Linked DNA regions of Homo sapiens: regions 2 and 3 are each linked to region 1. A link is a loop called in an ENCODE intact Hi-C map of the cell type or tissue named here. Cell type or tissue: heart left ventricle. All regions are shown on one strand. Each heading gives the region's core, and the rest is flanking DNA. Links, peaks and the distances in the headings are about the cores only. Region 1 has its middle 73 kb from the start of ZCCHC2. Region 2 overlaps TNFRSF11A (TNF receptor superfamily member 11a). Region 3 has its middle 6.8 kb from the start of ZCCHC2.

Region 1 (8,452 bases), core at 3,679-6,178:
CTTCTGATGTGCGCTGGGTCAGAAGCAAAGGCTTTGAGGACAGTATTAGGAGATAAAATCCTGAGATAAAATTGATATTTTTCCCTACTGATTCTAAGAAGTCAAATAGAAGCCTTATGTGTGTGGCTGGCATCAATTTCGCTGTCTGCTTGCCCAATGATGACAGTTTTTTCTCTCTCTTTGTTTACTTTCTTTTTAAAAAATCTTCATCCTTTTTTTGGGGGTGGACAGGGTCTCACTCTGTTGCCCAGGCTGAATGCAGTGGCACGATCATGACTCACTGCAGCCTCGACCCCCCAGGCCCAGATGATCCTCCCACCTCAGCCTCCCAACTAGCTGGGACCACAGGTGTGCACCACCGTGCCCAACTAATTTTTTATTTTTTGTAGAGAGGGGGTCTTGCTATGTTGCCAAGGCTGGTCTCAAACCCCTGAATTCAAGAGAGCCTCCCACCTTGGCCTCCCAAAATGTTGAGATTACAGGCACGAACCACTGTGCCAGGCAACAGTTCTCTCTAACTAGATAACGAAGGGATGGGGTACTTCCAGGGTGCTGGCCCCTTATATAGGCTTTCCTATCATGGAGTCTCTCTTGGCTCATGACAACATCTGGATTCTCTTGCCTGTGTGGTACAGGTTTAGGCAGCTGAAATTGCCTTGGCAAGAAACAAATGTGATTATGAGGACACCACTCCATAAAGAACCCTTTTGTCTTGGTTGGCTGCTGAGTTAGTCTAGTTCCCCATGGGAGAAGAAGGAAAAGTATGTCGATTTGAGGCTTTCTTCAGCTTTATTGGCCAAGCCATCTTGCTCTAGCTTGAATCTCCTGGGGATGTGAATTGATTGCTGAGGGTCTGCTGTGAGTGTTGGCTGCTAGGGGCTGAGAGCTGCTCCACTCAACTGTCCTGGCATAGGGGGATTATCTTGCCTGGGGGGCTACTCCTGACACATATTAACAGCCTGCTTCTGCAGGTAGCAGTTTGTGAGCAGAGGATAACCTTTGCTTGGGTACAATGACAGGGCACAAAATGCCACTCCCCTTGTGTCAAGATGGGACAACTACGAGGTGCGGTCTGTGTTCTGGAGCGCCCCATGGGACTGGGCTGGAGCCAGTCTCCATTGAGGACCAGACCCTTGCTTAACTTGCTTCCCTTGCCCTATCCTGTTCCCTCACTCTCCTTCAAAGGGCAATGCTTCCCCAGTCAATAAGGTTCGCAAGAATTCCCATCTTAGCTCTGGTTCTAGGAAACTGACCTAGGACAGTGATATAGTTTGGCTCTGTGTCCCCATCCAAATCTCATCTCAAATTATAATCCCCATGTATTGAGGGAGGGACCTGGTGGGAGGTGATTGGATCACGGAGACAGTTTCCCCCATGCTGTTCTCATGATAGTGCGTGAGTTCTCATGAGATCTGATGGTTTTATAAACGGCAGTTCCCCTGGCCTGTTCTCTCTCACCTGCCGCCATGGAAGACACTGCTGCTTCCCCTTCCACCACGATTGTAAGTTTCCTGAGTTCTCTTCAGCCATACAGAACTGTGAGTAAATTAAAACTTTCCTTTATAAATTACCCAGTCTCAGGGAAGTTCTTTATAGCATGTGAAAACAGACTAATACAAACAGGGTGCTTGTCAGAAGGCAAGATTCCTTGACTCCAACCAGAAGAGGAACTCAGTAGGCCGGAGTGAGGCTTTGGAGGCTGCAGTTTTATTAAGCACACAGGTGATTCTGATGAACATGAGCCCAGGTCCACACCTGGGGAAGCACAAGGGCCACACCTGATGAAGTGAGTCAGGGATTAGTCTACTGAGGGCTAGAGTCTGTGCCAACCTGCAGGAGGGGCTGCAGGTATTATTACTTGGGGCAGGCACTCTGACTTCAGCTCTGGGTTTACTTGTGATGCCCTTTGTGATGGTTAATATTGAATGTCAACTTGATTGGATGGAAGGATGCTAAGTATTGTTCCTAGGTGTGTCTGTGAGGCACCAAAGGAGATTAACATTCGAGTCAGTGGACTGGGAGAGGCAGACCCACCCTCAATCTGGGTGGGCACCATCTAATCAGCTGCCAGTGCAGCTAGAATAAAGCAGGCAGGAGAAGGTGGAAGAGCAGACTTGCTGAGTCTTCCGGCCTTTATCTTTCTCCAGTGCTGGATGCTTCCTGCCCTCAAACATCAGACTCCAAGTTCTTCAGCTTTTGAACTCTTGATCTTACACCAGTGGTTTGCCAGAGGCTCTTGGGCCTTTGGCCACAGACTGGAGGCTGCACTGTCGGCTTCCCTACTTTTGAGGTTTCGGGACTCGGACTGATCCACCACTGGCTTCCTGGCTCCTCAACTTGCAGACAGCCTATCGTGGGACTTTACCTTGTGATCGTGTGAGTCAATTCTCCTTAGTAAACTCCCTTTCAAATATACATCTATCCTATTAGTTCTGTACCTGAAGAGAACTCTGACTAATACACCTTGACCTTGAAGGAAGCAGAATTTTCTTTTTGAGTTGAGTGACTGTAGCCCCCAAAGTTCCTAGGACAGTTTTGTGCAAGAAGTCATGAGGGCCTGGACAAAACCTCACAGCCTCTGGCTGGAATTCTGCATTTAGGGACGGAGGCCTGATTCTCCCACTGGGAAGAAAGGTGCTGAAGCTCTACCCTAGCCACGTTGGGAAGGCAGCGTCTGCCCTCCTTAACAAGACGTTTCCTACTAACTGCAACATGCAGGTTTGTATGAGAACAGTGCTGAGTGCTGACTGAGGCAGCTGACACCAGGAAAACGGCACGATATCCAAGAAGCAGCTTGTTGCCAAAGCTTAAGGCAGCAATAACAACTCTGATTTATAACAGGGACTATTTGTACATAATTACTAAATATTGATCACACATTCAGCAGTGTGCCTAAATTAAAGACAAACCAAATCTCATAACAGCACCAAAAGAATCTTAGTGCAAACAGTCATCATGTAGCCCTTTTCTGCAATAATTTAATGGGCTTTTATAGAACTCTCAAGTGTACTCAAAAGTGTGATTGCTTCCTGGCACCATCCTCTATGACCCTGCAAAGCCCCCAGGACCTGCCCTCCATCACCTCTGAGACCACCCCCACCTCACCTAATTTGCTGTTTACCCACCCATTGACTTTTTTTTTTTTTAATTTTTGCAATTCTATTTTCTTTTCTTTTCTTTTTTTTTTTTTTTGAGATGGAGTCTCACTCTGTCACCCAGGCTGGAGTGCAGATCTCGGCTCACTGCAAGCTCTGCCTCCCGGGTTCAAGTGTTCAAGTGATTCTCCCTGCCTCAGCCTCCCGCGTAGCTGGGATTACAGGCACCCAACACCACGCCCAGCTAATTTTTGTATTTTTAGTAGAGACGGGGTTTTGTCATGTTGGCCAGGCTGGTCTCGAACCCCTGACCTCAGATGATCCACCCACCTCAGCCTCCCAAAATGCTGGGATTACAGGCGTGAGCCACCACACTCGGCCAATTCTGTTTTCAAATTTCAATTTTGTCTTTTTCAAAATCTAGGTAATTTTTGTGATCTCTTATTGCTTGATTATTTTTGAGATTCCTTTTTTTCAGGTTTTAAACATTTTATCCACTGTTATTTTGTATTTTGAGTCTGATAATTTCATTACCCGAAGGAAGGGGGTTTAATTCTGTTGTTGATTGTTTTTGCTGATTCTCACTCATGGTAACCTGTTTGCTTGTGTTTTTCATGTTATTTGATTCTGAACTCATTTTGTTGATCTTAATGTATGGGAACCCTGAGAACCTAAGATGGCGATGCTTTTATCCAAGGAGGACTTGGGTTTGCTTCTCCTGAGAGCCGGGAGCACTATCCCAGCCGAACGAGAGTCTCCCTTTCTCTTCCCCACTCTGTTTCACTGCAGCCCATGGCTTAGCCCAATCAATGCACGGCTAATCCTGGCATCTCAGCTCTAGGCAACTCTGTCTTTTATATTTGCTTGTTCCCCACCAATCTAAATAACAAACAAAGAGAGGCTGTCTAAAAGAAAAGATGTTTACTTGGGAACAGAGCATTGCAATGTGAATACCTGTGCCATAGGTAAACCATGTGCATATTCAGGGAGGTAAAGGAAGAGAAGGATTTTTAAAGGAAAAAATGAAGGGGATTACATAATTGTTCTGAAATACTTATCCCTGGCTAAAAGATCAACAACAAGGGTGACACCCGTCCAAGGCTGGAGAGGCAGTTGCTGGGCAGACGTCCTTACAGAAGCATTTGTTGTATAAGGCTGTGACGGTCTTGGTACAAAGTTGTGGTCTCTGTAGTCTTTCGTGGTCAGGCATACAAGTGTGAGAATCCTCTCTTCATGGCCTTCCTTGGATCTGTTTGTCAGAGTTTTCTTAACCTTAGTGACTCCATTTTGCTTCTGACAACTTTCACATCCCCAATGTTCCCACTTTGGAATCATCTCACTTTTTCCTCCCATACTTAATATCACCCCAACAATACAATAAGGAGTCTGTTTTTTGCAGGAGTTAGCTATTGTATGCAGCACCGCTAGACTTGCTTTCCCTCTGTTTCCATTGAGTTGTTGCTCTGTGTTGGGGGTGGGGTGGTGCAACCACTGTGTCATCCCTCTCTGTTATCTCTGAAACACAGAGCTTAGTAAGTAGGAAGGGTCCTTTATGTCACTACTGATTTGCTGGTTAATAGCTAAACATCAAGTCAGGCAAATTAACATGCTTCCCAGTTATGCCCTTTCTAGTCCTATGTGGTGTGGCCTTTGCTAATTATTTGCACTTCCGTTATTCTGGAGCGCTTCCTCCCTTCACTCATAAGTGATTAATGCAATGTTGCCGGTACAGCTTCGCCCACCACCACCTCCAACTGTTGCCAACTGTGGTTTGGAGAGGCTGGGCCGGCATCCCGGAGGCCTGTTTGTTTGTCCTAGTATTCATTACTAGTTGGCTCTCCTCCCATCTGCTGCCAATGCAGAGTTATTTATATCAAATTGGAGAAGCCTTGGTGAGCTCCGCTGTGATAACTCACATCCTCAGAATGCCTTTCATCCCAAAGGACTTTACACGTGGTATCCTCGCAGGAAACCCTTTCCCGCTGACCCAGGGGTAAATCCTGGCTTCCCTGGGAAGTGGCAGCTGCTGGTCCATCTGCTTGGCTGATAAGGCCTTTGCACTCAGATTAAGAGCCCTGGCCCACAAAACGTGCGGTGGAACTTGCCCAAAGAGGTCGTGACAGCTGAGTCACAGGGAATAGCACTGAAACTGCGATCCTGGGGCATGGAGAATGTCTATGAGGGGTGAGCCAGGGTGCTGAGTCATGCCTCTCCGCCTGGCACTGACTTGCTGAGTGTCAGAGCTTCCAGAAGGTGACACTGCTTAGAAGTCACCAACCTTCCCACTGCCAGCCTGGTCCATGAGCTCTGCACTTCTGAGGCTGACATGCCATCCCCTCCAAAGGATTTACTGTCATCAGTATCACATTTGGGTGATAATTCATCAGCTCTCATTTTTTCAACCAATATAGGTTCATTACATCCAGCGTTTCACCGTTTGACACAGGATAGAGCTCAAATGAAGGGCTTGTGATGTTCTGGCAGCAGTCTAACTCAATTAACAGATTAACACGAGTCCACAGGCACAGGTCTCCAAAGAAATTAGATCGCTCCGAAAGAAATCAGGCTGGGGTGGGAAGGTCAATCATCATTTTAAATGAAACTGAGAAAATTATTGACAAATTTGTGCTCTTGTTGGGGCTTCCAGCAAGTAGTATCAGAGGGATGACTTTGGGAAAAGAGCCAAAGAGAAAAATATATGGCCTGGCAAAATTTTTTATGGAGAAAATATTTTTTTAATTTCATTTTTTTTCTATTTGTAGTTTTTTATTTCTTTTCTCTTTTTTTTTTTTTTTTTTTCTTTTTTGAGAGTGTCTCACTCTTACCCAGGCTGGAGTGCAGTGGCACAATCAGACAGAGTTCACTGTTACCTCAACCTCCTGGGCTCAACCAATCTTCCCGCCTCAGTCTCCCGAGTAGCTGGGACTACAGATACATACCACTATGCCTGGCTAATTTTTTTTTTATTTTTAAATGTTTTTGTAGAGATGGGGTCTCGTTATATTACTCAGGCCAGTCTTTAATTCCTGGTCTCAAGCAATCCTCCCACCTCGGCCTCCCAAAGTGCTGGAATTATAGGCATGAGCCACTGTGCTCAGCCAGGAAATAAATTTTTAAATCAAATTTATTGACAGGTTGGCCATACACTGTCTAATCAGTGCAGGGAGGTGATCATGCAGTTGAGGGAAACTGCTACCAAGAAGCCTACCCCATCCCATAGCCTCCAGGAAGGAGTTTTTGCCAGGGGAATATCAATATTGCACCACCAGACCAGTGTTGAAATTCAGTGGGTGCAGGGAGATGGCAGGTGTGGGCGGTAAATTTCAAAACACTTATTTTGAAACGCCCACGATGCCTGGATCACAGATCCTGTGGCTGGCAGAATAACCAGTGCTGTTTACACATCCGTGGAGGGTGAATCTTCTTCTCCGGCTATCAGAAGAGCATTGCATGCTCTGTAAGAGCAAAACTCTGGTTGCTTGGACTTTGTCTCTTAAATGCAGCACTTGCCACAGTATATTCTCACTGGTTAAAGTTTTCCCCCTCCTCTTACAGATTCCTTTCTCACTCTCTGAAGTTTAGTTAGAATCAATATCACAAGTTGGACTTTTAACTCAGGACAAGTAGATGTTAACTGTTCTGTCACTTTCATTTCTGGAGAAAGGGAAATAGATGGGGGTTTGTAGAATCTCCAGGACTGGCTGAGCTCTTTAGTAGAGAAACTAGTTTTGTAGACTAACAGTTGATGCCCCAAGATAAAACAATATACATCATTTATATCCCACTTTTGTTCATTTTGGACGTTTTAAGAGATTTCTTTTTCATTTGATTTTTATCATAGTATATTATAAAATCAGGAATAAAAAAATTAAAACCTTTGAAATTTGATTGTTATTTCTGTTTTTCATGTTCTCAAGCCTTTTGATGCCCTTTTCACCTTAATTATCATATATATAATATATATAGAGAGAGAGAGAGAGAGACAGGGCCTCGCTTTATCACCCAGGCTGGAGTACAGTGGTGTGATGATCTTGGCTCACTACAGCCTTGACCTCCCGGGTTCAAGTGATCCTCCTGCTTCAGCCCCTCAAGTAGCTGGAATTACAGGCACATGTCCCCATGCCCAGCTAATTTTTTAATTTTTTAATTTTTTGTAGAGATGGAGTTTCATCATGTTGCCCAGGCTGAGCTCAAACTCCTGAGCTCAAGTGATCCATCTGCCTCCCAAAGTGCTGGGATTACAGGTGTGACCCACCTCACCTGGCTGCCTTCTTAATAATCTGCAATTGACCTTGCTTCTTATTTCACCGAGAAAATAGATGGCATCCGAAAAGAACTTGCCTGTCCCACCTCCCCGTCTACTATCCTCCTGTGTCTGTCCCGAAATACTGTCTGTTTGCTCCATCACTGTAGTGAACTGTTCCTCCTCCATGTACAAATGGTGCATCCCTTCCCACTTACTCAAAAATGTCGCTCCTGTGATCATCTAATCTGCTCTTTTTTCTGCACTAGATTATTCCCATGAGTACACAAACGTGCTGTCAGCGTTCTCATCTTAAAAAACCCTCTAGGCCAGGTGCAGTGGCTCATACCTGTAATCCCAGCACACTTCGGGAGGCTGAGGCAGGTGGATCACTTGAGGTCAGAAGTTCGAGACCAGCCTAGCCAATATGATGAAACCCTGTCTCTACTAAATATACAAAAATTCGCCGAGCATGGTGGTGGGCACCTGTAATCCCAGCTACTTGGGAGGCTGAGCCAGGAGAATTGCTTGAACCTGGGAGGCAGAGGTTGCAGTGAGCCAAGATTGCACCACCGCACTCCAGCCTGGGTGACAGAGCGAGACTCTGTCACAAAACAAAACCCAAAACCCTCTTGACCCCATGCCCTCCTCTAGGTACAGACCCATTTCTCAGCTTCCCTTTACAGGGACTTCTCCATTGCCACCTCATTTCCTCCCGTTCTCACTGAAACCCTCTCAAACAGGGCTTTTGTTCTCACAACAGTGAAACCACCAATGCCAATGTTGATGTTGATGGTGATGTCCAATGTCTGGGCTGAGGAAGGCCACAGCATCTGTGGCCAGTGGTGTCTCCTCCAGGTCAGTTCTGCAAAATGCCTTGGGTCATTTTTCCTGCTTCAAGAGCTCTTGTCCAAACCTGGTTCTTCAAGCCTCTGTGTCACTGGCACCCTTTCAATAAGTTCTATTTTGGTTTAAATGAACTAGAGTTGGTTTCTGAGGCTTGTAGTAAAGAGTGCTGAACTAATAGACTGGGGAAATCAACTGACTTGGTTCTGTACATAGAGTCATTTCTAAACTAGACAATTTGGGAGATTTCCCTGGGCCCTTCACCAGG
Region 2 (8,452 bases), core at 3,401-5,900, 56 kb before region 1:
GTTTGTCATGGTATTCCTGGTGCCTCTCCCCGTTTGGGAAGAATAACACATTGACCACCGGCTCAGAGGAGGTGGCATTATAGGTCCAGGCCCCTTCAGGAGGGCACTGGAGTCAATGAAAGCTTTTGCTCTCACCCAGGCTCTTGGTTTCTCACGGGCAGGGGTAGCCCAGGAAACAAAGGCTGTATAGACTTTAAGTCGTGAGAAAAACGACATTCTTATGGTGAGGCTCTTAGAGACTGTCTCCATTTAAGCAGCAGCAGTAAAACATCTTACCCTAAAATGAAGAAGCAAATCCATTTTTATTGGCTTTTATAGCCTCTCTCTTTCAATGACAAAGAAACCATTAAAATGAATGTTTAAAGTTCTTAGAAGAGCTTTCTCTAAATATTTACTCTGTCAGTGGAAAAATAAACATTTTTTACATCGGGTCTATTGAGTTTGTTATATACAGTAAAATTCACCCTTTTTAGATATATAGTTTTATGAGTTTTAACAAAAATACATAGTTGTGTAACCACCACCATCACAATCAAGATATAGAATATTTCAACATCCCAAAGTTCCCATTTCCCTTTTCAGTCAATCCCTTCCCCACTACCCCTAGCCCCTGGCAACCATTATCTGTTCTCTCTTCCCATAGTTTCACCTTTTCCAATTTGTCGTGTAGAGTTACACAGCTCATAGCCATTTGAGTCTGGCTTCTTTCCACATAATGTCCTTGAGATCCATCGGTGGGTACACCAGTAGTTCCATTTTTTTTCTGAGTAGTAGTCCATTGTATGGATGTACTGCGGTTTATTCACCAACATATGGGTTCTTTCCTGTTTGGGGAGATTACAAATAAAGCTACTATAAAAACTCGTGTGGATGTGTGCTTTCACTTATCTTGAGTAAATATCCAGGAGTGGGATTACGGGATCGTATGGTAAATATCAGTTTAACTTTATAAGAAACTGCAAAACTGTTTTCTAAAGTGTCTGTACCATTTTGCATTCCCATCAGCAATGCATGAGAGTTCTAGTTGCTCCACATCCTCACCAGCATTTGGTATCATCAGTTATTTGCTGGTTTGCTTTAATGCTTGCCATTCTTATAGGTGTATAGTATCTCACTGTGGCTTTCTTTTCAGTCTGTGACTGAATACCTTCTCGTGTGCTTATTTGGCTATCTTTGTCTCTTATTTGATGAAGTATGTTCAAATCTTTTGCTCATTTTTTTTCTTTCTTTTTGTGAGATAGGGTCTTGCTCTGTCACCGAGGCTGGAGTGCAATGGTGTGATCACAGCTCACTGAAGCCTCGATTTCCCAGGCTCAAATGATCCTCCTACCTCAGACTCCTGGATAGCTGGGCCTAGATATGTGCTACCGTGCCCAGCTAACTTTTTAATTTTTCTGTAGTGAGAGGGTCTTGCTATGTCATCCAGGCTGGTTTCAAATTCCTGACCTCAAGCAATCCTCCCACTCTGGCCTCCAAAGAGCTGGGATTGTTTGTTTTTAATTGTTTTCTTATTGAGTTTTGAAAGTTCTTTATATATTCTGGAAAGTGGAATAAGCATGTTTAAAGTTTTTAGAGCATTTCTGTAAGTATCTGTTATGATTAGAAAAAAATGAAGACATAATTTTTCATTTTTTAAAAAATTATGTTTCAGGAGATGTACACCAGTAGTGTTTATTCAGAGTACATTTTTCCACATTTACACAGTGGGACTCCCAATGTCAGGGCCCAGTTCTGAGCTGCCATGTCCTAGAATTGTCCTATATCCTTATGGAATGCAGCAGTCACCCTCCTAGGGGCCCATTCTCCCGTGGAAACTGAGTTTTGTAACACACATGCTGATATAAATGTGTTTTATTGGTCGGGGAACTGTGAAATGTCTTTCTTTTTTTTTTTTTTTTTTTTTGAGACAGAGTCTTGCTCTGTCGCCAGGCTGGAGTGCAGTGGCATGATCTCGGCTCACTGCAACCTCTGCCTCCCATGTTCAAGGGATTCTCCTGCCTCAGCCTCCCCAGTAACTGGGACTACAGGAACCCACCACCACGTCCAGCTAATTTTCGTATTTTTAGTAGAGACGGAGTTTCACCCTGTTGGCCAGGATGGTCTTGATCTCTTGACCTCGTTATTCACCACCTCAGCCTCCCAAAGTGCTGGGATTACAGGTGTGAGCCACCGTGCCCAGCCCATGAAATGTCTTTCTATTGATATTTTCTGATTATTTTATATATTAAGGAGAATATTATAATGAGTGCTGGGTGAGGGAAAAAATAAAAACAGAGTGCAAATGCCATCATCCTCTATGCCTGGCAAGGGAGACAGCAAGCATCCCCGGGACAGATTTTGTTGGCATGAGGAAAGTTGTTTAATCACATCAGTGTAAGTCCAGTTGGTTTGTGTTGGTCTGGTAAATATCATATGGTAAATATCTGTTTGTTGTGACCAGAGCACAACAAACATGCCTCTGCAGTTGTCCCTTAGTCCACAGAGCCTGTGCTGGGTGACAAGAAAGGCCCCAAGAGGGTCAACAACTGGGAGCTTCTCTGAAGGATTAAGATTCCCCAGCAGGGAAGGATACCCAGGGTGCTAAAGGTGCACCTGGGCTGATGGCCTGACGTGGAAGGTTTGTGGGAGAGATTTGGGGCTGGACAAGTGGATGCTCCTGCACATCCAGCCGCCTCTGACTCAGCTCTGGAGACAAAGGCAGAGCATGTGAGTGAGGGAGGTCTGATTTTAACCCTGAAGCCCAAGCCTCCCCTCGGGGGTAGAGAAGTATGTGTATGCATAAGACCAGTGCCCAGCAGTGAGCAGAGGCCATGACTGAGGCAGGAGACAGGGACTGTAGTCCCTTCAGGCTACTGAAGTCACTAGCCTTCCTCACCCTCTCTGGGGCATTTGGAAGGAGAATGTGTCTGCTTTGGACCAAGTAAGATGTTGGAGTTTGTAGACGACTGGTGGGGGAGGCTTCAAATGTGAGCAGTTTGACATATGGGAGCTCCAGCTATTAATATTAATTGGAAAAATGATGAGCTGTGACTGTGTTTATACTTGCAGCTAGTGAAGCCGACTATGCCAGAGACAGGCAGATGTTGGGAAAAAAGGAATCAGGGCATTATGAACCTTACCCGAACCAGCCTTCCCAAGAGCAGGTACTCTTGAAAATATAAAACTCCAGTCGAATTTCATCAGCCTTCACATAAAACTTCACGGCTCTCTGTTGTTCGTGGAATACAGACCAAAGGCTTTCAGATGGTCCTCATGGCTCCCCACCCTCCAGCCTCATCTCACGCTACTCTCCCCACCTCCAGCTGCACTGGTCTCTCCAGTGCACACACTGCCTACCTTGGGGGCTTTGCACATGTGATTTTCTCTGACTGCAGCATTCTTCCTGGTTTTTCCCTTGGTTAGATCCAATTCACCTCTCAGTTCAAACAGCACTTCCTCAGGGCAGCATTTCCTAACTGCCCTTTCTCCCTGAGACCAGACTGGTCCCCTTTTTAGGGGTGCTTAGAGATGCTGGAACTTATCCTTTGTGGCATTATTCCAGCTTGTAATGATAAATTTATTTTAGAATTTGAATAGGACCTGTCTCACCACCACACACACACGCACACACACACACGCACACACACACACGCACACACACACACGCACACACGCCACTGTATCCAGCAGGCAGCATGATTCCTGGCATATGTGGATGCTCAAGAAACATGTGCTGAATGAGTGAATGCAGGTGATATGCCCTGAACCCTCAGGAACACCCTTAAACCTCACTGCCTCGCCGTCATCCCAACTTCCTTACTGCGTTTTCACACGCTGACCAAAGTCCAGACAAGGCTACTATGTCCAAAGGAGAGATTTCAAAGCAGAATTCATAAGGCAAGCTAAAGGAAACAAAACTGAAGAAGCGATTTCATACAGGTGAGCCCAAGGCAATACCCTGTGAAGAAGCAACAGCACATGGTAGACTGAAATATGAGATTGTTTAGAAATTCCTTCAAGAAAAGCAAAATCTTGAGCTGACAAGATCAAGAACTCATGCTCATATCTGGGTTCCCAAAGGAAGCAGGAAAAATAAGAACCTCTAACAATGCCTTAGGGAGTCAAGGAAAATGAAACTGGCTGGGTGCGGTGGCTCACGCCTGTAATTCCAACACTTTGGGAGGCAGAGATGGGCAGATGGCTTGAGGTCAGGAGTTCGAGACCTGCCCACGGTTAGGATGACTTTGTGGATAGGCGGTCATGTTTATATCTAGTAATTTTTGCTTCCTCCAAGGCATTCTGCTTTCAGCTGTAAAAAAATGCTATGAACTAGAGTTAAACTGATTTGGATAGGCAGAGTCAATGACGGAAATATTCTTTTCATACCACAAATCTTTTCATTAGAATCAGATTTAGTCCCAAATTAAATAGTAAGTCATAGAACTTTGCATTGAAAACTTTATATCTATGATGGTTAATTTTATGTATAAATATGACTAAGCCACAGGATGTCCAGATATCTGGTTAAACATTATTTCTGCCTCTATGAAGAGACACACATTTGAATCAGTAGACAGAGTAAAGAAGACCCACCCTCACCAGTGTGCAGGCATCATCCAGTTCGTTGAGGGCCAAATACAATAAAAAGACAGAGGAAGGTTGAATTTTCCTCTCTGCCTGACAACTTGAGCTGGGACATCCATGGATTCTGTCTTACCCTCTGTGCACCTTGTTCTCAGGCCTTCAGACTTGGACTGAAGTTTATACCATCAGCCCTCTGGTTCTGAGGCCTTTGAACTACACCAACAGCTTTCCAGACAACAGATCTCCAACTTGCAATAGATCATAGGACTTCTTGGCCTCCATAATTGCACGAACCAATTCCTTATCATTAATAACTCAATCAATCTCTCTATATATGTGATGGTTAATACTGAGTGTCAACTTGGTTGGATTGAAGAATGCAAAGTATTGATTCTGGGTGTATCTGTGAGGGTGTTGCCAAAGGAGATTAACATTTGAGTCAGTGGACTGGGAGAGGCAGACTCACCCTCAATCTGGGTGGGGACCATCTAATCAGCTGCCAGCACAGCTAGAATATAAAGCAGGCAGAAAAACATGAAAAGACTAGACTGGCCTAGCTTCCCAGCCTACATCTTTCTCCCATGCTGGATGCTTCCTGCCCTTGAACGTCAGACTCCAAGTTCTTCAGTTTTGGGACTCGGACTGGCTCTCCTTTCTCCTCAGCTTGCAGACGGCCTGTTGTGGGACCTTGTGATTGGGTGAGTTAATACTTAATAAACTCCCTTTTATATATTTGTCTATCCTATTAGTTCTGTCCCTCTAGAGACCCCTAATACATTATATATTACATATATACATATAAATACATATATAATACATATAAAATATCTATCTCTATGTATGTATATTTCTCTATATACATATATTTATATGTGTGTGTATATATATGCATGTGTGTATATATATATATACACACATGTATCTACATGTATATATATGCACACACACATCTATCTATAGATCTACCTCTCTCTTTCTTTCTCTATCTATGGTTCTATTTCTCTGGAGAACTCTAACATTACATCCTTAGATTGTAACTTGTTGGCGCTATGCCCCCAAAGAGATTCCTTTCTGTGATAAGATGACACTGGTTATCCTTTTTTAGCACCTAGAGCAAGTGCAAATACGTGTGCAATGTCAGAAGGATGGGCAGCCCACTCAGTAGCTGATGGGCATTTGTCCATTATTGCTGCCAGGCCCTGTGGATCTGTGTTCATGACCATATGTTCATTATAAATAATGAAATCACCATCATGACATGGCTGAGAGATCTTTAAACCTGAACAAACAATTACAAATACAAACCCACACACACCATGTCTGAGCATCCATGGATGGTGTGGACAATGAGCAGGCATCCATGGACTAGAGGACATTCACCAAGAGGGACAGATGGTGACCACTGTTCTTCAAGAACACTACAGTCAGTCATAGGCCCTGTCACCCAAGCCACTTCTGTTTCCTGCTCAGAGAAAAGCAGCTACAGTGTAGCACCTGGGCTAGTTATTTGAAAAGCAAAGGAGTCACTCCCCCTTTGCTCCACTTGCCCGCCTTCCCCATGCTTATTTCCCTTAAGAGTTTTAATGAAAGGTTATTCAACATCAGCATACGCAGAGAGTCACAAAATGACTCATTTTAAAATACATCACTTTATTGAGTCAGTATCATGTACATGAGGGAAGGTTCACCTTTTTACATCTACAGTTCTATGAATTCTGACAAATGCATGTAGTCATGCAACCACCACCACAATCACGACATAGACCATCTCCATCACTGTAAAATGTTCCTTCCTGCTCCTTTGTAGTCAATTGTCTTCCCCACCTGAGCCCCTGGCAACAACTGATCTGTTCTCTATCCCTATAGCTTGGCCTTTCCCAGAATGTCACATAAACGGAATCATACTGTATGTAGTTGTTTGGATCTGGCTTCTTTCACTTAGCATAATGGCATGTTTTTGCATGTATCACTTGCTTGTTCCTTTTTATTGCTAAATAGTGTTTTTTTTTCTTTGCCTCGTTGTATTAGAATTTGTTTATCCATTCACCAGTTGAGTGACAGATGGATTATTTCTGGTTTTGAGAAACTATGAATAAAACTGCTGTCAACACTCACTGTGGGTTTCTGTAGTGACAGAGCTTTGTGGACATAAGTTTTCACTTCTCTTGGGTAACTAGGAGTGGGACTGCTGGATTGTGTAAGTGTCTTAGACTGTTCCAGCTGCTATAACAAAATACCGTAGGCTAGGTGGCTTATAAACAGTAGAAATGTATTTCTCACAATCCTGGAGGCTAAGTCCAAAATCAGGGTGCCAGCCTGGCCGAGTTGTGGTGAGGGCCCTCTTCTGGGTTGCAGACTGGCAAAGTCCTGCTGTACCCTCACATGGCAGAAGGGCAAGACAGCTCTCTGGGCCTCTTTTATGAGGACACTAATTCCATTCATGAGGGCTCCTCCCACCTCATGGCCCCACCTCCTAATACCATCTTCTTGGTGATTAGGTTTCAAAATATGAATTTGGGAAGACACGGACATTCAGACCACAGCATGTGTGTTTACAACACAGCAATGCATGGAAGAGCCAATGGCTCCGCATCCCCCCGGCATTTGGTGTTGGCCACAGACTGACTCTATAAGCAGTTTAAAATAGTTGCTAATGATAAGAAGTTTGTTTTATTTGTTTGTTTTCCTAAAAGCACAGCTTCTATAGGTTTTAGATCTATCCAAAGAAGTTAATAATGAGATAAAGTATGCTTCTGGGTAATTGCACTCTTACATGATGACTTTTTCCCTCTTATCATTTAATTAAGACTTTTACAATCAACATCCTTGATACCAAAGCAGTAGGTAGGATAGCAATTGGTTCTGTGTTCAAGAAGTGTTTTTAAACATTCAAATGAGCTTGCATTGTCATTAAAAGAAAGCTTTCCACTTCTTAGTGCTGTTTTGAAATGAATGTAAAGATTCCTGTGCTCTGGGAAAAAGCAAACCCATAATTAGAACAATGGCAGCCTTGGACTGTTCTCATTTCTCTTCCAGGAAATGGTTTTTTAAAAGTTATTGGTCTACATGATGCATATGGATTATCTTCTTTCAGAATGACGCACAGCCAATTTAGAATACTGAGTTGCCCCAAATTTCCCTATAACTCCCTTCACTGCCCAATCCAACCGATTTTGTTTTCTACTCAGTACAAACATGCTACAAACTAATTTTAAATCATTAGCATTGTCCAAATGGAACATAATTAGAGAATTAACACTGTTACAAAAATAATTACGTAAACCAATATAAAGACTAGTACTCATAGCTTCAGGTGTTCACTGTGTTTGGAGCGTCAGTTTTACAGTTCTTCATTCGCCTAGGAAATTGAAAATAAAATGTGTTCGTTCAGCAACAGTGTGACAGCGGAAGACACAGAGGAGGAGAGCCACTTGGGGTAGGACTCCTCTGCCCTCTTTGGCCTGTTGTCCAGCAGCGGTTCACAAGCCAAGTCAACACTATTTGTAAACTCAGCACTTTACAAACAAAACACAGAGACTTCTGTGCAGGCTTTTGCTAATTGTCCTTAGCAGCATTGTTGAATGTTTGAATTATCAGATAGACCGGGGCTGTGGGCTTAGTTTCCCTAGAATGGCTTCTAGATGTCTCTCTTGAGGTCCTCAGGCCTGAGGGCTGTGCAGGGAAGAATGAGAAGCTGTGATTTAGGTCCTTGATTGGAAACTACTGAAGCCCCATAGAAACAGAAAGGTAAAAGATGAAAACTTTGCAGGACGCAGTACTGTTCACTATAGCCTCCAGGATTCCAGCAAAATTATTTGTGTCCTCAATGATTGACCCCAAATAAAAGAGAACAGTAGGAGGAGAGAATGGGACTAACATTAGTTAAACT
Region 3 (8,452 bases), core at 2,018-4,517, 64 kb after region 1:
GAGACCACCTCTGAGGGGGGCCAGATGTTTGATTTACTAGACAAAGACTAAATACATTCAAATAACTAAAGAAAATAATGTTTAAATAATTAAATGAAAGGATGACAACAATATTTCATCAAATAGAGAATACTGATGAAAAGAGAGAAATTATTAAAAAGAACCAAATGGAAATTCTGAAGTTGAAAAGTACAGTAATTGGAATGAAAAATTTATTAGAGGGGTTCAATAGGTTTGAGATAGCAGAAGAAGAATCTATGAACTTGGAAGTAGATTCAATCTAAAGAACAGAAGAAAAAGAATAACAAAATGAACAGAGCTTCACAGACCTGAAGGATACCATGTGTATAATGAGAGTACCAGAATGAGAAGAAAGGTGCAGAGAAAATATTTGAAGAAATAATGCCCCAAACTTCTCAATTTGATGAAAAACCTAATCTACACATTCAAGCAGCTCAACTAATTCCAAACAGAATAACCACTGACATATCATGGATAAGTCATAGTAAAATTGTTGAAAGCCAAAGATCAGGGCTGCCTTTCCCATCACTACTTTGAAACTCTTAATTTCTGAACAAAGGGACTTCACATTTTCATCTTCACTGGGTTCTGCCAAAGACAAAGAGAAAATCATGGAAGTATCAAGACAAAAATAACTCATTATATACAAGGGAACCCACAATTATGTTAACAACTGAATTTTCATCAGAGTGAAGGCCAGAAGACAATAGGATGACATATTGTAAGAACTAAAGGAAAAAAGAAGAACCTGTCAACCTAGAATTCTATATTCAGCAAAGCTCTTCTTTGGAAATAAAGGCCAAATAAAGATATTCCAAAAAACTAAACAAACAAAAAAAACCGAGATAATGTGTTCCTAGCTGACTTGCCTTACAAGAAATACTAAAGGAATCCTTGAGGATGAAGGAAAATGACAGCAGATGATAACTCAAGTTCACATAAAGAAACAGAGCAGTCTCAAAGGTAGTTTTTGTAAGTATTAAATATATGTAACAATAAAAGACAGTATAAATATCTTTCTTTTTTCTTTTTTTCTTTTTTTTTTGTTTTAGATATAGATCTTATTATGTCACCCAGGCTGCAGTACAGTGGTGTGATCATAGCTCACTTGCAACCTCAAACTCCTGGGCTCAAGCCATCCTCCCACTTCAATCTCCCGAGTAGCTAGGCATGCACCACCCCACCTAGCTAACTTTTAAAAAAATGTCTGTAGAGACAGTGTCTCATCATGTCTCAAATTCCTGGCCTCAAGTGATCCTCCTCCTTTGGCTTCCCAAAGTGCTAGGATTAAGGGTGTGAATCATTGGACCCAGACTGGTTTTTTTCTTAATTGAAAATGCAACTATATGAAATAATTATAAAACTATTGTTGAGCTTATAAAATATAAAGATGTGACGTAGATAACTATAATAACACAAAAAAGGAAGGAGAGAATGAAGCTCTAGAACAAGGAAATGTTCCAAAGAGTAACTCCAATCTATGAGAAGAAATGAAGAGCAACAAAAATGGTAAATAGTTACAGATTTCAATATTTCACTCTCAATATTTGATAAAAACAACTAGACAGAAAAACAGCAGGGATATAGAAGACTAGAGCAACACTAGCAACCAACTTGATCTAACTGATACCTATAGAACACTCCACCCAACAACAGCAGAATTCTTTTTAAGCACATATGAAACATTCTACAGGACACGCCATAAGCTAGGCCATCAAGCAAGCCCAAATGAATTTTTAAAAACAGAGGACTGAAATATTACAAAGTTTATTTTCTGGCCACAATGGAATTAAATGAGAAATCAACAACATGAGAAAATTTAGGGAATTTAAAAATATTTAGAGATTAAACAACACAGTTCTAAATAAGCCAAGGAAAAAAGCACAAGCAAAATTGGAAAATATTTTTAATGGAACAGAGAAAAAAACTATCAAAATATATGGGATGCAGCTAAAGCAGGATATATAGGAAAAATGTGTACCTTTAATCACACCTTCAATAGAAAAGAATAATCTCAAATTGATAATGTAAACTTCCACCTTAATAAGCTAGAAAAAAGTAACCAAACTCAAAGAAATCAGAAAGAAGGAAATCATAAAGATCAGAGAGGAAATCAATGAAATAGGAAACAGAAAAGCAATAAGAAAAATCAATTAATTAAAAGTTGATTCTTTGAAAAGATCAAAATATTGGCAAAACTTTATCTAGGCTGATGAAGAAAAAACTGAGAAGACACAAATTACCAAAAATAATGAAAGAGGAGACATCACCATTGACCTTATAGAAACAAAAAGAGTTGTAAGAGAACACTAGGAAGAACTTTATGCTAACCAACTAGACAACTTAGATGAAATGGACAAATTCCTAGAAATATAAAAGTTGCCAATACTGATTCAACAAGAATATAAATTCTGAATAGACCTATACCAAGTAAAGAAGTTGAATTTGTAATTTTAAGTCTTCCCACATGAAAAGAATCCCAGGTCCAGTTGTTTTCACTGGAGGATTCTATAAATCATTTAAATAATACTTAATACCATCCTTAATGAACTCATAAAACAGAGATGGAAGGAATATTTCCCAACTCATACTATGAGACCAGTAATAACCTGATACTAAAACCAAAGACATCAAAAGAAAATTGCAGACCAATGTTCCTCATGAGGTTAGATGCAAAAATTCTCAGCAAAATATTAGCAAACTGAATCTAGCAATATACAAAAAAAAAATGCTATATTATTACCATGTGGAACTTATCCCAGGAATGCAAGGTTGGTTTAACATCTGAATTATCAGTTAACATAATACACCATATAATAAAGCACAGAGCCAGAAAAAGCATCATCTCAACATCTCAAAAGACCAGAAAAAGCATTGCACAAAATCCAATACCCATTCATGATTTAAAAAAAAACAGCAAGATGTTTGAGACTTATGATGAAAACTTTAAAAGTTGTAAATGTTGATGGAACATTTGAAATACAAATATTGCATTCAAGAAAAATAAACTTTGACCCAAGGATTAATAGCAAAATAAATATTTGTGAATATTTCAAGTATAGTCAGACTATAAAACTAGTGTTCTGATATGTGGATAAGCTCTGAGATTAATGTGGTAAGAGTGTGGTTTAATTTGCTTAGAATGTATCCACATAACTCCATTATAACCAGTTGAAAAAATGAAAACGAATACACATATATTTCTACATTATAAACAAATTTGTTTTTAGTTGAATAGTTTTAAATGAACTAAAGAAATTCACCATTTATTTGATCATAATTTAAACATCATTTTTGTTTTAAAAGTACATTTTTTAAAAAGCAATCAGCTGTTCATGGGATTTAAGAGTCTCTAACATGTATTTACTTCTTTACATAAGGTTTGTAGCCAGCCCTCTAAGGTTGATAAGTAATATTTAAAATTGTAGAGTCTTGCTTTGTCGCCCAGGCTGGAGTGCAGTGGCGTGATCTCAGCTCACTGCAACCTCCGCCTCCCTGGGTTAAAGTGATTCTCATGCCTTAGCCTCCCAAGTGGCTGGGACTACAGGCATGTGCCACCATGCCCGGCTAATTTTTGTATTTTTAGTAGAGACAGGGTTTCGCTATGTTGGCCAGGCTGGTCATGGACTTCTGGCCTCAAGTGATCCACCTGCCTCGGCCTCCCAAACTGCTGGGATTATAGGTGTGAGTCATCGCACCCGGACTAGAATTTTTTTTCTATAATTCCTCCGAGCTTTTTTTTTTTTTTTAATAAGGAAGAAACAGTATCCTTGAAATGGTATTGTTTGGGATCTAAGTAGTTATTTAAGTTTAAACAATGTACAAATTAAAATGATGTCAAAATACAAGAACAAGGGGCTGTTTAAGTCATCATACATAGGCAATCTTGTTTATTCCAAATTGATAAAATTCAGGTGGGGGGTGACCCCTCTGACTAAATTTGCAAGGGACTGATACATCAGAATGTCAATGGTTTCATTTACCAAGCAGAACATCTTCCTGCAAGTGGGTTATATATCTCTATTCCCCTAGAATATTCTGTTTCCCAGCATTAAGACACTGGGAAAGTGAGTTGCTAATCAAAAGGTTATTTGGCTCTGAATCACGATCACAGAAAGAAAGTTTGATGATCTTAGAGATTTTTCCTGAGGGTAAGGGAAAAGCCCAAAGAACTAACTCTTCTCCAGGACAGAGTAGGTCTTTCTGGTGATAAAAGGCCACGTCCACCAGATACAGTAGCTGTTAACATTGAAAAGTGCTGCATCAACCTTAGCAAATGTGTATACTGTCAATTGCCCCTACTTTAGATTCCAAGCATTCATTAAATAAGAGAATTCACTTAGAGGGAACTCCACTGTGATTTCACATCATTCAGTTTCAGTGTGATTGCTTTGCAGCCTTTTTTAGGAGCATTTCTCTCTGAGGATGACCTTGCTTGGACTTGACTGTCTCAGGTTTCCTTCAGAACATACTGTCGCACTAACTCTTGGGACACTAACTCTGCAAGCCATTACAAGTTGATTGTAACCAGTTTCACTCTCTAATTTTTTGAAATATCAATATATGGAGGTGACACATTCAGAAAACCAGTTCTCCATTAAGCTTTTAAGTTCCCTTCATAAATCTTATTATTCTATTTTAGGAATAGCTCTCAGGGGACTTTGATTAATATTTTATCCCATTTACAAAACCAGTTAAACAACTTTAAATGTTAAACAGTGTTCATATAATATAGTTTTATTTATTTTTTTATTCACGCTGTGGATGTTTTGTGATCATTTCGCTACTTTTACTTTTTCTACTTTTATAAAAATCACAGCTACAGAAATGTAAAATAGTACAATGTTCACACATACACCCTTCACCTAGATTTGCCCATTATCAACATTTTGCCACATTTGCTTTATTTCTCTATAAAATTTTTTTTCTGAGCCATTTGAAAATAAGATGTAGATACCATGACATTTCATCCTTCAGTGTTTCAGCATGTATTTATGGGAAACAAAGACATTTTCCTAGATAACCACAAAGTAATTATCTCATCTAAGAAAGTTAACATTGATACAATAACAGTGTGTAATAAGAAATCCATATTAAATTTTACTTAATTTACCTAATTATTCCCAAAATGTCTTTTAGAGGTTTTTTTTTTAAAATCTGGGATCTAATCACAGATTATGAATTGCATTTGGTAGTCATGTCTCAACAATCAGTCTTCTGCTTGTGCTTGCTTTCATGACTTTTTTTTTTTTTCAAATGAGACAGGGTCTCGCTCAGTTGCCTACACTGAAGTGCAAGTGGCACAACCCCAGGCTCAAGCAATCATCCCAGCTCAGCCTCCTGAGTAGCTGGGACCACGTGCATGTGCCACCCCACCCAGCTAATTATTTTATTTTTTGTAGAGTCAGGGTCTTGCTGCTCAGGCTGGTCTCAAACTCCTGGGATCAAGCCATCCTCCCCGCTTGGCCTCCCAAAGTACTGGGATTACAGGTGTGAGTCATTATGCCTGGCCATGACTTTTTTTTTTCTTTTTTTTTTTTTTTTTGAGACAGTTTCGCTCTTGTTGCCCAGGCTGGAGTACAATGGAGCAATCTTGGCTCACTGCAACCTCCACCTCCCGCGTTCAAGTGATTCCCCTGCTTCGGCCTCCTGAAGCTGGAGATCACAGGCACCCACCATCATGCCTGGCTAATTTTGTGTATTTTTAGTAGAGACAGGGTTTCACCATGTTGGCCAGGCTAGTCTCGAACTCCTGACCTCAGGTGATCCGCCCAACTCGGCCTCCCAAAATGCTGGGATTACAGGTGTGAGCCACCCTGCCTGACCGACATTAATATTTTTGAAGATTCAGACCAGTTGTCTAATAAAATGTTCCACAGTCCAGATTTGTCTTACTTCCCCATGATTAGATTCAGCATAAACATTTTGGCAAGAATATTACATACAAGCAGTGTGCACTTCCAGTGGCATCCAGGACATGGGGAAGAACATATTAAATTGTCCCATTATTGTGACTACATGGTTGGGGTCGTATTCATCAGATTTATCCGTGTAAAAGTACCTCTTCTCCTTTTTAAATGAGGTGGTACTTTGAGAATACATGTTTCATTTCTTAACTTCCCACTCAATGGTGAAAATACCTTAATCAATTATTACATTTGGTGGTAGCAAAGTGGTACTTTTCTCACTCTCTCTTTCTGCATTTTTTTAGGGGCACTCTTCTATAAAGATGCTGTTGTTTTTTTTCTCTGCACCCTCCCCAACCTCTTTTTCTTTGAAATCCCTATGGAGTTCGATTCTCTTTCTATTCAATGGTACCATCTTATCTTTTTGATACTCAAATTTTGCCAGATTTGGCCAATGAGAGCCCCTCCAAATTGCCTCGTGTGTCCTTTGTCATGTACGAATCATTCCGAACCAATTGCAAAAGTACAGGATTTCCTAATTGTTTTACTGATCGAGATTTATCCTATCCATGGCTCCAGCAAAGGTATCCTTCAAGCCACACAGGGTCTTTGGGAGAAGGCTAGATACCTGAACAAAATCAGGCTTCTCTTTTATGAAAGTTAAAGGGTAAGAGCCGGTGGGTTTAGGCTGGGTTGATAGTCAACAGCTCAGCAAATTTGATGTGATCATGCATTTTAAAAAACATGAATCAGCAAATTCCAATCCCAAGAACACTGCTGGAGCATTGGTTATTTTCCTATCTAGCAAGCCAGTCTTCAGAAACTTCCATCTCTCCATGGGTCTCTAGAAGTCAATGTTGTTTTTTGAGGGGGACAGCCCTTGCCTTTTTGAACAGTTAAGCAGAAGATCTATTTGCAGAGGTCTCACAGAACCCCAGGGGCTTAGTTAAGGTCGTCTACCCTGGCAAGTACCTAACATCAGCCAGTTCATTTCTAAGAGATGAGGTTTCATTATGTTGTCCAGACTGAAGTGCGGTGGCGCTCCACAGACGCAATCACAGAACACTGCAGCCTCGAACTCCTGGGCTCAAGCAATCCTCCTGCCGCAGCCTCCTGCGTAGCTGGAACTACAGGTACACACCACCATGCCCAGCTAGTTCTTTAATTTTTAACACAAGTAGCCTAAGGATTTTCCAAACCAAACCAGTTTAGAATCAAGTTTATTTCTGGACAGTCTCCAAAGACTGGTGGGTTTTATGGTTTTTCCAAAAATTACAAATGTATGAGTGTGAGAACATGACAGCCTGGTCAGTCTAAATCCCTAAGAATCTTTCTGACAAATGGAACCACAACTCCAGGGAGACTGTGAATTCAATCCAAGGCTAGTCTTCCAGAAAATACGCCATATACCACAGTGCTGGGCATGGATTCCCAGGTTACCAATGGAAATACTTGTCACAGTAACACCACCAAGAATTTCTATCTCAAGTCTGTCACCGTATTTTTGTAAACCTTAACAAAAACTTGTATTTTTAATTTTAATATGCAATTAATTTTTTCCTTAAGTTGTATATCAGCAGATAACTTACTGGTGTTTTAGATCAGCTTTGTAAGTGTAATCTTTAAAGACAGTTTAATATTTAACACCTGTTTTAAAATACATGCTGTATGTGAACTAACTAAACAAAAATTTATTTTTGAGGTACCTTATACCCACGGCAATTTAAATGATCAAACTACAGATTAAAGTACAATGATATCAGACATATGTTGGTGCCTCCCTGCATTCATATTTTTCTTTCCCCTCTCCAACAGCCCTGGGTCTCCTTGGAAGGGACCCATATGGTTCTGAAGTTGATTCACTGCCTTGGCCCCAGTGACTGATCAAGAATGGCCATAGAACCTCAGCCAATTCAACTGGAGTGAATCTCAGGGCTAGTCTGATAATGCTGAGACATGTTTTCTTTTCCCTGGTAGGTAGGAACAAGGTTCCAGGTGACCCAAGAGTTTCTGGCCTTTACTTTTTGTTACGGGAGCACTGTTCATTCATTCATTCATTCATTTATTCAACAAATATGGATGAACATCTACTGTGTGCCAGATGAGAAAACATAACATTGAATAAAACATGGTCAGTGACTTCAAGATATTTATATTCTAATGGAGGAAACAGGGAGGTGTAGTGGGAGAGGGGTCTCATAGGGAACAAATTCTTGATATGAATCAGACTGCCTGTTTCAGGATATCTGAAGTAGAAGTGGACGTATCTGGGCATCCTTTTTATAGTTGATATATTTTAGTGTATCAGGCTGCCCTGAACCACCCAGTTATCTGAGGTTTTGGTGAAATGTCTTGCAGCAACCCAGCTGCAAAAAGGAGGGTTGAAAAGCCTCCTCCGTCACTAGTGCCTTCATCCAAACCTTCACTTGGAATCAGTTTTCTGGTTACATATAAATACTTGGACAATAATACCAGCTATATTACGGTATGGCATGGTATATGAATAATGACACCTTTCACTATTA

What was found. Peaks named below come from ENCODE experiments on the same cell type or tissue, not always from the same donor. Only the 100,000 strongest peaks of a DNase experiment are listed, where the experiment ranks them.
Region 2: it touches region 1 in a loop (4-fold over the local background); 2 of 110 quality-filtered maps call a loop at or near these places.
Region 3: a loop joins it to region 1, with 1.8 times the contacts of the local background. A loop is called at or near these places in 25 of 110 quality-filtered maps.

Annotation. Positions count from the first base shown.
Region 1 is chr18:62,446,022-62,454,473 of GRCh38, forward strand. No RefSeq gene overlaps it. Among named protein-coding and RNA genes, the nearest start is that of ZCCHC2, 73 kb to the right of the region's middle. In heart left ventricle, for the core only: no CTCF peak of the experiment used is centred there; DNase peaks (open chromatin) are centred at 4,886 and 5,170; H3K27ac peaks cover 593 bases.
Region 2 is chr18:62,390,428-62,398,879 of GRCh38, forward strand. It overlaps TNFRSF11A (TNF receptor superfamily member 11a), which reads left to right. Exons shown (of 10, transcript NM_003839.4): 10 at 1-861. Among named protein-coding and RNA genes, the nearest start is that of TNFRSF11A, 69 kb to the left of the region's middle. In heart left ventricle, for the core only: no CTCF peak of the experiment used is centred there; no DNase peak of the experiment used is centred there.
Region 3 is chr18:62,511,965-62,520,416 of GRCh38, forward strand. No RefSeq gene overlaps it. Among named protein-coding and RNA genes, the nearest start is that of ZCCHC2, 6.8 kb to the right of the region's middle. RefSeq lists an enhancer at 6,778-6,947. In heart left ventricle, for the core only: no CTCF peak of the experiment used is centred there; no DNase peak of the experiment used is centred there.